2 separate regions of the Homo sapiens genome follow, and region 1 is linked to region 2. Evidence: chromatin loops called from intact Hi-C (ENCODE). Cell type or tissue: heart right ventricle. All regions are shown on one strand. Each heading gives the region's core, and the rest is flanking DNA. Links, peaks and the distances in the headings are about the cores only.

Region 1 (5,379 bases), core at 288-5,287, 57 kb after region 2:
AAGATTCTTCTGTCATTCTTCTCCAGGGAAGATATTGAAATTAGTGTGCAGGCAGTGAAAGCTAAGATGCAGATGGAGATTCCAAAACAGCTCTGTTATCTTGAAAGCCAATTTCATTTCTCTACAGCCACACTTTTAGAGCCAAAGCTTAAGGATGCATTTTTCTCTCAACTGGTTGTGTGAAGCAGCAAGTGAGTACAAAAATATCAGGGAAAAATGTGTAGAAGGACAACAATTTCACTTCTGCTTCTGAGATTATCCAGATATATTCTCCTTCAAACAGTGCACAAAGCTGGGGTTAGGAAATACTAAAATGAAACCACATCATCATTGCCAAGAAAATCTTCAGGTCCAGGAGTCACAGAGAAGACAAGTCAGTTATATGACAAAAGATTAATAAGTTGGAAAGAAACTACCACTCATATTGTATTACATGGACAGAGCCAGCAAAAATAATAATATAAAAACAAACTAAACAAATAAGTAAAGGCCTTGCTCCTCCCTCCTCCAACTCAGATCAAAGTCAACATCCACCCAGTATCACAAACATTAACAGCACTGATCGTATATGCTAAGAAATCAAGTCCCTGTACCACAATGCCAAATTCTATTTTAATAACAAAACTGTAATAATGTTTATAAAATGTCAAACTTGTACTTGTATCCCAGAAGTCCATTCTAGGACAGCAAGATTTAGCTTTGGCAATACTATTCCTTTCAGCATTCCACCTTTCAGCATTTGATCAAAATGTGCATTTGGTGAACATCTAATATTTATAGAAAATAGATCAGAGAGATATACACCAAAATGATAACAGCAGTTATCTATGTGTAATAGGGTTATTACTATTATTTTAACTTATACATTTTCTAAATAAAGGAGGAAGAGCAAGAGGGGAAAGAGAAGGAAAAGGGTAAGAGAAGAGGAGGAAGAGAAATAAGAAAAAGAAAAGTTGTCCTTGAAAGAAAACCCATCTGGCTAAAAGGCTAGTGCAGAGCAGCCTTGGGCGGTCAGCACAGGCTGTACACCACAAGATTTCAGGGGACGCTACTCAGTGCCCACTCCTCAAACACTGTGCTGAAGCCACCCCACCCTTACACCTCAGCCTCCCACAGTGCTGGGAGAGAAAAGAGAGTTTCAAGGAAGATAGTATTATCATCGAAATTTAATCAGTGTGATATCTTTATTACTTAAAGCTTTTTAAAAAATCAGTAATTTCAAGTCAAAGATGTAGCCTAATAACAAGTACAGAGAAACACACCTGATATGACTATACAGGTGGCAAAATTGCCTGTGAAGGAGACATTCTTTTTGTAGACTTCCTATGAATACAATCACCCCTCAGTAACTCAGGAGATTGGTTCCAGGACCTCCAGGGACACCAAATTCCGTGGATGCTCAAGTCCATCATATAAGATGGCATGATATTTGCATATAACCTACACAAATCCTCCTGTATCCTTTAAGTCATCTCTAGATAATGTATAATACATAATACAATGTAAATGCTGGGTAAATAGTTGTTATGCTATAATTTTTTGTTTTTTGTTTTTTTGACACAGGGTCTCACTCTGTCGCCCAGTTTGGAGTACAGAGGTGCAACCTCTGCTCACTGAAGCCTCAACCTCCCAGGCTCAAGCGATCCTCCCACCTCAGTCTCCCTGGTATCTGGGACTACAGGTGTATGCCACCACGTCTAATTTTTGTAGAGACAGATTTTGCCACATTGCCTAGGCTGGTCTCGAACTCCCAGACTCAAGTGATCCACCAGCCTCAGCCTCCCAAAGTGCTGGGATTACAGACATGAGCCACCATGCCTGGGGGTATTTTTTTTATTGCATTGTTATTTTTTGGCTTTTTCCCCAAATATTTTCAATCTATGTGATTGAATCTGTGGTTGCAGAACCCATGGATTATTTACAGAATTTTTTAATGACAGAGTCAGTATGACCTGACTCTTGCCTTGGTAGACTAAGACCTGTTGAGGACATATCTGTCTAGTTCATCACTGTGTCACCAGTACTCCACAGGGTACCTGGCCCATAGTAGGGCCCAACCAGTACCTTCTCAATAGTTTTTTTTTTTTTTTTTTTTTTACAAAGGCATTACATACCTTTTTGCACATAACAATGCTTTCAGAACAACTTTCTTTATGACTATTCTCAACAGTTACCTAGTATTCCATTGTGTGGATATACATAATTTGTTTAACCAATCCCCTATATTTTAATATTACATTTCCAACTTTTCACTATGATAAAGAGCTCTGGGATGAATAATGACCTTGATTATTTCTTAAAATAAGCCCCTAAAAGTAGAATTGCTGGGTCAAAGAGTGTGTGAGCATCTACGGTCTCACTCTTCAAAGCTACCCTCTAGACCCTTATCTTGAAGGCAGTAGTCATGAACTTTACTATTTAGGTAAGCTACTATGGACTTCTCAAGCAGAGCAATCTCCTAAAACAGGTGCCTTTGGCATCAGCAGCCAAAGCTCCAGACCTATCTTCAGTACCCATCAGACACAGAAATCTGAGAAGCAGCAACTGCTCCAAGGGGCCTCTGTGCTCCTCCCAATGGCTCAACCTCCTCTTCTTGCTCAGTGGAAGACAGAAACACATTGTAGCATCATACGCACCTCCCCGCCTTTGCTTCCACTAAGTCAAATGGTCTTCCAGTGATGCCAGCGGTATCATTTTGTTTCCCATCCCACCCGTAAGACACAGAAACGTCAAGCCGCACAGAACTACAACAAGGCTGTCAGTGTGTGTCTGCCTCACCCCCTTTTACCTAGTCACTTCCCATTAGTTCCTCTAAAAAGAGAAAGATAGAAATATGAAGGAACTTTCCATGGCATAATTTTCACTTTTTATCCACTTTCATAAAAAATGGGCCTTTTAAATACCTTCCTGGTGAATTTAATGAGAGTTTTAGATGCACTGTCCCCCAAAATACACTTAAATACATGGTGGCTTCAGGAAACCCATCCAGGGACCCCCAATAAGAACCTGTGGGCCACACATAGGGCCTTGAAACGAATGAGCAAAATGAGGCTTGAGAAACTCCTGAGAGCGTTCTCACAATCCTGCCTGTTTCTAAAATCAAAGTGAGAGGGAAAGCCGGCCATGCTGAGGCCCCTATGGAAACCTGGAACACTGCCCAGCCAACTGCTTGGAACTTTGTAGAGCCTTTCAAAGTAACTTAGTTGTCACTACATGGACCACAGCAGTAAAGCAAATGTTAAATTACCAACCTTGTGAACAGGTGGCAGAGACATTCTGAGGCACAGGTGAGGTTTTGCCTCCTGACAACCCGACATGCTATATATTTGCTTATTTGATTATTGTCGGTCTGACCCTTACCAAGAAAACTCCATACGAGCTGAGACTTTGCTTTGTTCACACCTGTATCCTGGCCTCGTTCAACGTCAAAGCTGCCAGTCTCCACAATTCTGAAGGCTCAGGCTAGAGATGGAGGCCATCTACAAAGGCTTCCACAAAAAGCAATGGCATACAGGGGACATTCTGTGTACTTGGGTCTGGGGGTGTGTAGAGTGAACTAATAGCCAGGGGAATAATAGGGACAGGCTCTGGGATAAGATCAGGTAGAAACACAGAGGAAGGGACTATGCAGTCCACGTGGTGAAAATCTCGACAACACACGGCCAGAAAACTGGGTACAGATAGTGCCTGTGCAATAGCCCATCTCACTTATGGTCCATCTAGTCAAATGAATGGTCAACACGCCACCCAGGAGAGGAAAGGGAATCAACACGCACTCTCTCTTACAGGAAATCTCAGGGTCACCCTCTGCTGCCACATCCCAAGGCCACCTCAACAACTGCAGAATGCAACCCTGTACTACTGTGGACACACGCCAAGGGTCTTCACACCACGACACTTGTGACAGAGTGGTTATTATCCCCATTTCACATGAGAAAGCCACTGCCCCAAAAGGATTTAAACCCAAGCCCACTGTTCTTCATCACTCCTCAGCTGGCTTTCAAAATCAGGGCCCCTGGGTCCTTGCCTTCCCAGTTCCTGTTATCTAGAAGACCCTGGGTGTCCTGACATCTTACAAATGGCTCAGAAATTGCATTACTACCTCACCAGTGTGCTTGGACAGCCAGCAGCATCTTTCCTCACTGCCCTCACCTACTCTGCCTCTGTCTCAGATGACCAGGACAGCCTGACTTGGGCTGAAGGCCGTGGGTCCTCTATACAGACTGTTTCTTTCACAATCCTCTTCTGGTCCCATGGCCTTTTCTCCAGCATCCCAAGCATCTCTGCTCTCCAGTCATCCTCCACCTGCCTGTGCACCTTCATCCCTGCCGCTGCCCCCTGCCTTTCCTCCACCCTTCCCTCTCCCCTCCTGGTTTCCTCAGGAGTAAAACATTCCTCTTCTCTGTTGGCCTCAGACACACTGGCACCCCCCATCCCCTTTTCCAACTCCTGCCTAAACTGTCAGCCTGTGTCTGTTAGGGGGAAAGAAGCTGTGGGCAAAGCCTGCCTTCCCACCCTATCTCCCTCCCAGTCCTGATTTCTCCTGCCTCTGCTGCTTTCACCCAGCCCCCTGCCAGTGGGGTGGGTACCACTTCAGCTAGCCCTCCCCACCACTTCCTTAGGAGATAGTTTTCTTGAGGTTTGTTCTCTACCATCCTGCCCCAGGGCTTTTTTCTTCAATCCCTCCATCTCCATCTGTGACTATTGGGAACTCCCTTCCAAATTTAAGCATCTTCCACCTGCCAAGCTTAGCTGAGGATCCTCCACCCCTTAACCTGAGATTTGTTATAACATCCCGTCTTCATGGATTCACATAGAATACCTGCATGAAACTTTTAGAAGACTGAACATCCACATTTTGCTCCCTTAATGGAGACAGCCTGCCAGAAGGAATATCCATTACAACCTGGGAAATGCAAACAGCTTATTGCTATTTCTATAAAGTGGTCTGGACATGAAATTAAATAGGACTGGGGAAGGTAGTGCTGAAATCAGCTTCTTTTGTTAATGAATAATAAGCAGCTGGCGAAAAGGAGGAGTGGAGGGGAGAAAAAAGAAAACAAGGAACTGGAACCACTGAAAACACAAATGAAAGGGGAATTTCACACTTAGCCAAAAATTCAGGGAAAATAAAATAAAACTTTGTTTTTAATAGAGTCTTTCTTTTAAAAGTTGATTTATCTTAAAGATAGAAAGTCGTTAATCTTCTCCAGGTTTTACATTCCTAGCAGACAGCTAACATTTAGCCACTTTGTTGTTTGTTGTTGTTGTTGTTGTTCTGAGACAGAGCCTCGCTCTGTCGCCCAGGCTGGAGTGCAGTGGCGTGATCGCGGCTCACTGCAGCCTCTGCTTCGTGGATTCAAGCAATTCTCCTGCCTC
Region 2 (5,379 bases), core at 153-5,152:
AAATCATTGATTAAATAAATGGGAGCGAATATGCAAACCTTCTGTGCAGAAGAATTCAAAGTAATTTATGTAGACATTCCAACCACAAGGAGAAGCGTAACTTCTCCCTACTCCTTTTGTGTGGGCTACATATAGTGACTTCCTTCCAAAGGGCACAGTATGGAAAGGGTGAACAAAAGTAACTTGACAGTGGAGAAACCTGCCAAACACTAGCTCAGCTTGATCAGGTGATCAAGCTCAATATCAACGTGAGCAGTCATGTTGGTACTATGTACTCTAGATATAATACGATGAAAATGGCACTTCATTTCTGTGATCTTCCTCACAAAAACCCATAACCCCAATCTAATCATTAGAAAAGCATCAGACAAATCCCAATTAAGGGACATTCTATGAAACACCTGACTGGTACTCCTCAAGACTGTCAAGGTCATGAAAAACCAGCAAGGCCTGAGAAACAGTCACCGTCTAGGGCTCAAAAGAGACATGGCAACTAGATGTAATGTGGAATACTGAATGGGATCATGGAAGAGAAAAGGGACACTAGGTAAAAACTAAGAAAATATTTAAAAATTATGACTTGAGTTAATAATAAGATATCAATATTGGATCATTAGTTATGAGGAATGTTTCATATCGATATAAGATATTAGCAGTAGGGGAAACTGGATCTGGGAATATGAGAACTCTGTACTATCTTTGCAACTTTTCTGTAAATCTAAAAGTATTCTAAAATTAAAAGCTTATTTTACAAAACTGTCTTTGGCTCCTCTCCCTCCCATACCCCATACCCAGGCTTATAGTAGATTCTATGTCCAAAATGTCTTTCTGCTGTTCCCTTCCCTCCCATTCCCTCTGCCATCCCCCTGTTCATTGTATTCTCCGATCCATCCTCCACACAGCTGCTGGAGTAAGCTTTCTGACACACAAATCTGAAGATACCACCTCCCTGATCAAAACCCTTTCATGGCTTCCCACTACTTATATCAGGGTTGGCAAACTTTTTGTGTAAAAGCTCAGATTTTTTAAGCCCTGCAAGCCTATCCCCTACTCTGCTATTATAGCACCAAAACAGTCACACGCAATATGCAAACAAATTGATGTGGCTGTGTTCCAATAAAACTTTATTTATAAAAACAGGCAGAAGGCTGGATTTGGCCCACAAGTTACAGTGTGCCAATCCTTGGTCTAGAGAATCAAGTCCAAACTCCTCAGACAGGCACGCAAGGCATAACCCACATTATCCCTGAATCATTTAATTTTGTATATTTATCTTGGTTTTATTCTGTCCAATCAATTCCAAGCATGTTTAAGATATTAAGTAACAAAAAGTCAGTTAAAACACACTCTATGCCTTCAAAAGACTAACAGGCAACAAGTAACTCAACTCATGCTTCCTAAGGCATCTTCAAGTATTTTTTGATATGTAAGTAGACATACCCTTTAAAAAGAAGTGTTTTGTAATCAACTAAGTCTGAGGAATCCTGGGTTTGACAAGGTTAAGCAGCTTTCATTGCCACAGGAATTCTCAAAGCCTTCATTGTGCATTGGGAATCTCCTTAAAGAGGGATATATTACACAATGACTCTCAAGTCTGTTTGACAACAGAATTCTTTCACATTTTTAACATCTGTGTCCTGCAAAACAGTTAGGAAATTGTTGACGTTAAGCATACTCCTACAAGGCGGACTGAAAGTTCTATTAATATTTGCCACTGTAGTAGGCTAAATAGTGCCCCGTCCCCCGCCAAAAGATATCCATGTCCTAATCCCTGGAATCTGTGAATGTTATCTTACATGGCAAAAAGGACTTTACAGGTGTGATTAGGTTAATGACCTTGAGATGGGGGGATTATCCTGGTGGGCTCTAAATGCAATCAAAGGTATCCTTCCTTGTAAGAGGGAGGTAGACAGTGACCTGACACCAAAGAGAAGAGAAGAAGGCAGTGTGAACACCAGAGCAAAGATGGGAGTAGGGCAGCCACAAATCAAGGGAGGCTGACAGGCACCATAAACTGGTAGAGGCAAAGATCAGATTCTCTCCTAGAACCTGCAGAGGGAGCACAGCCCTGCCAATGCCTTGATTAAGTCACCACATTTGTGGTCATTTGTTACAGCAGCTACAGAAATGAAAACAACCACGGTGCCAATCACAGCCATGGTGTTGTGATCTATGCCGACACTAAATATTCTTAAATGAAGTCACGTTAATGTTGTCCACAATAAGCTCACAATTAGCCTTAGTTAGCAAGGTTTTATCATCCACTTAAGGGAAAGAGTATAATTCAGTGGTTAACACTCTGGACCTGGATTTAACCCCTGGGGTTCAAATCCCAGCTTTAACATTTATTAGTTAAATATACCACCTTGGTCAAGGTGTTTAGCCTCTTTGTTACTCAGCTACTTCGTCTGTAAGATGGGATGATATTCATAGAGTTGCTCTGTGGGTTTAATGAGACCATGCACAAAAAGTACTTAGTATATTTCCTGACTTTACAGTAAATAAATGAAAACTCAATAAAAGAAAACTATTATTACATTATAGTATTACTGATTTTTAAGACAAAAAAATCTTTCACCCCAAGCTACATCTCATCATATTCTTCTATTTTCAGTTTGACAAATTATAAATCTTTACCCAATTTCTAGCTTGGGGCATTTAAAATGACCTCAGCAAGGTAAGGCAGGTGGAAAAGTTCATGCCTGCGTCTCTGAACCACTGCTTTTAGGTATCTGACTCAATAAACTATGACAGCTAATAGCTCCAAGACATGTGCTTCATGTGATGTGCTAAATTCACGTCACTCACTGAAAAGCCTAAAGTTACTCTTCTTGCATAGGTCATCTACATTAGTTAAATCAAAGTGCCAACAAAGGCCCATTTGCTAAATTATAAGCTACTGATGCTCCACTAGATAGTTTTTATCTTAATATTTAGTTATACTCAAAGCAACAGATGAAATTATTCAGATAAGACCCAATAAAGGAAAGGCACAAGGCACCTGAAAACAGAAGGGACACATAGGGTCTTGGTACAATATATGAAAGTCTTCCCAGCATGTCACCCAACTCACTCTGCACCTACAATCACCACCTAACCGTCACCTACTGCCACATCCCACAGCATCTCCAGCCTACACAGGTGACTTGGGAGTAACCATACATCATGCCTAATTAAAAATATGGGATCACCATTAGTCAAGAGGTGCTTGAGACTCAGAGCTTTGATTCCTAAAAACTTTAAGAGCCTTCTATTAAAACTGAAACATCCCTAGAAAAAGTAGTATTTTAATTCTTTATTAGTTACATACTGCAGTACTCATTGTCAGTAAATACACACAAAAACCCGTTCCGGTCTGTCAGTCAGGGAAAGACTATCCTGGAACTCACCAAAACCTCATTAAGGCCTACTAATTTCAGAAAAGCAAGCCTAAGCAAATGAAAAATTTAAACGTTAGTGATTTTTAAGAAGCACAACCTATATATTTTAACTTTAAAATATGAGTTGTAAATCCAAATGTCAATGGAGCCAGGCAGGGAAGACAGTTCCAGCTGGCAGGTATGAAAAAACAAAGGTTCCCTGCTAGTGCAAGTGGGAAGCGGCCTCTCAGCCCAAGCCAGCTGCTGCTAGAGGGAGTATGGCATGCAGGAGCAGGCTGCAGCCACCCAATGCAGGCACCGAGAAGGTTCAGGGGCTGGCCCCACCACAGCTCATCTAAAATGATTGGCTTTCTAGTTGCTATTCTTTTAAAATTATAAAAGTCATATGGGTGAATAAATTTAGTTCCAAGGGATATAAATTAAGAAGTAAAAGTCCTTCCCTTCTACTCCCCCAATTGCTAACAGATTACATCACTATGTATTCTTTTTCTAGACACACAAAATGTTCTACAAGTTGCTTTTTTCACTCAACAATATGTCGTGGACATCCTTCCACATCAGTACATTCAGATCTACTGCATTCTTTTTACCAAAAGCAGTTAGAGCACAGAATTTCAATGCTGGGAGATGCCTGAGAGGCTCTAGGCCAACTCTTTCCATTTAACAGACAGGGTTCCCAGAGGTCCTGGACACCTCTAACCATATAGGAAAGAAGCCAGAGCCTCCCCAAATGGGGTCACGCCAGCAGGTGTCACCAGCATCATGCCCTCATCTCTGCTATTCAAAGGAGCCTGAGCCTCAGCAAGAAAGAGGCCAAGGCTTCCCACGTGGCAGGTGAGAAGCAAGGGAGACAAAATTATCTTGGAACAAAGTAATGAATTGTAATCAGTGAAAAGCCTCACAAACATGAACTCTGTATTTTTTATTAGCAAATACCTAGAATCACTCTAAATTCATCCAAGTAACTCAATTAAAATATTAAAATTCACTTACCAGTCATATTCTACCTAGTTCCAAAATACATCTGGATTGGAGTCAACTCAGAATTGCATAAAGTTCACCATCTTCCTGCTTTGAGGCCTTAAAGAAACAGGGCAGGACCTGGCTCACAAATAAGCTGCTTATCTGAGCCAGCCAGAAGATTCCAATTACAGGGCTTCATGGGTACATCCAGAGCTGCAGCAGTGTAATAAGGAATGCGGTTGAGGCCTCTGCTTCAAAGATCATTCTTATACAAGGAAACATTTATTAAAAGAGGGAAGAACTGTAAACTTCCTATTTAAAATGTTAATTTTGTTAGTGACTCAAGGTACTGAGAAGCTAACTAAGTATTCAGACCTTCAGAAACTCCAGTTTAGCTCCCAAATATAGAAAAATCTCTCTATCTAAAGATATAAACTCCCTGGAGGCCAAAGCCTTCCTGCATGGCTAGCTTTTAAAACATTTTAGGAAACTTGACCTCAAACTAAAATCAGCATTTCAGCAAGGGTTACTTAGAGCCTTTGAGAAACTATATTTCATAAAAACACCAATTTCAGAAATATGTTGTTCTCTACTAATACACACAATTTGCTTTGTAAAAGAAATGCTTAGTCTTTTTCCAGTATTCTTTATCTTAGCTCAACGGAAAGACCATCTAATTGCCAGGCTAAAAACAGGGAATATTCCAGAATGCTCTCATTTTCCCCTCTCCTCCATTCCCAAAGGAGATGCATCACCACCACACCTACCCACCCTGTCTCTTGACTGTTTCACTTCTCCAACCCTTTGGTTTGGATTCTTACCAAATCCCAGGGGGTCCATGACAACAGCCTCCTAATACAACTCTCGGTCACCAATCTTACCTGTCTCCTAGCTGTTCCATACAAAACTGTAAGAGTAACCTCATTCATTCATTTAACAAATAACTACAGAGCCTCTACTATGCAACAGGCAGTGTTGCAGCACTGAAGATAAAGCAGTATACACAACCACTGCCCTCAGGACCACCCCACAGTAG

What was found. Peaks named below come from ENCODE experiments on the same cell type or tissue, not always from the same donor. Only the 100,000 strongest peaks of a DNase experiment are listed, where the experiment ranks them.
Region 1: it touches region 2 in a loop (2.2-fold over the local background); 28 of 110 quality-filtered maps call a loop at or near these places.

Annotation. Positions count from the first base shown.
Region 1 is chr10:50,607,447-50,612,825 of GRCh38, forward strand. All of the region lies in intron 1 of SGMS1 (sphingomyelin synthase 1), which reads right to left. Among named protein-coding and RNA genes, the nearest start is that of SGMS1, 14 kb to the right of the region's middle. In heart right ventricle, for the core only: no CTCF peak of the experiment used is centred there; a DNase peak (open chromatin) is centred at 3,155; H3K27ac peaks cover 2,397 bases.
Region 2 is chr10:50,550,944-50,556,322 of GRCh38, forward strand. The region is part of intron 2 of SGMS1 (sphingomyelin synthase 1); the gene reads right to left. Among named protein-coding and RNA genes, the nearest start is that of SGMS1, 70 kb to the right of the region's middle. In heart right ventricle, for the core only: CTCF peaks have their summits at 2,058 (motif pointing right) and 4,131 (motif pointing right); a DNase peak (open chromatin) is centred at 4,125; H3K27ac peaks cover 4,859 bases.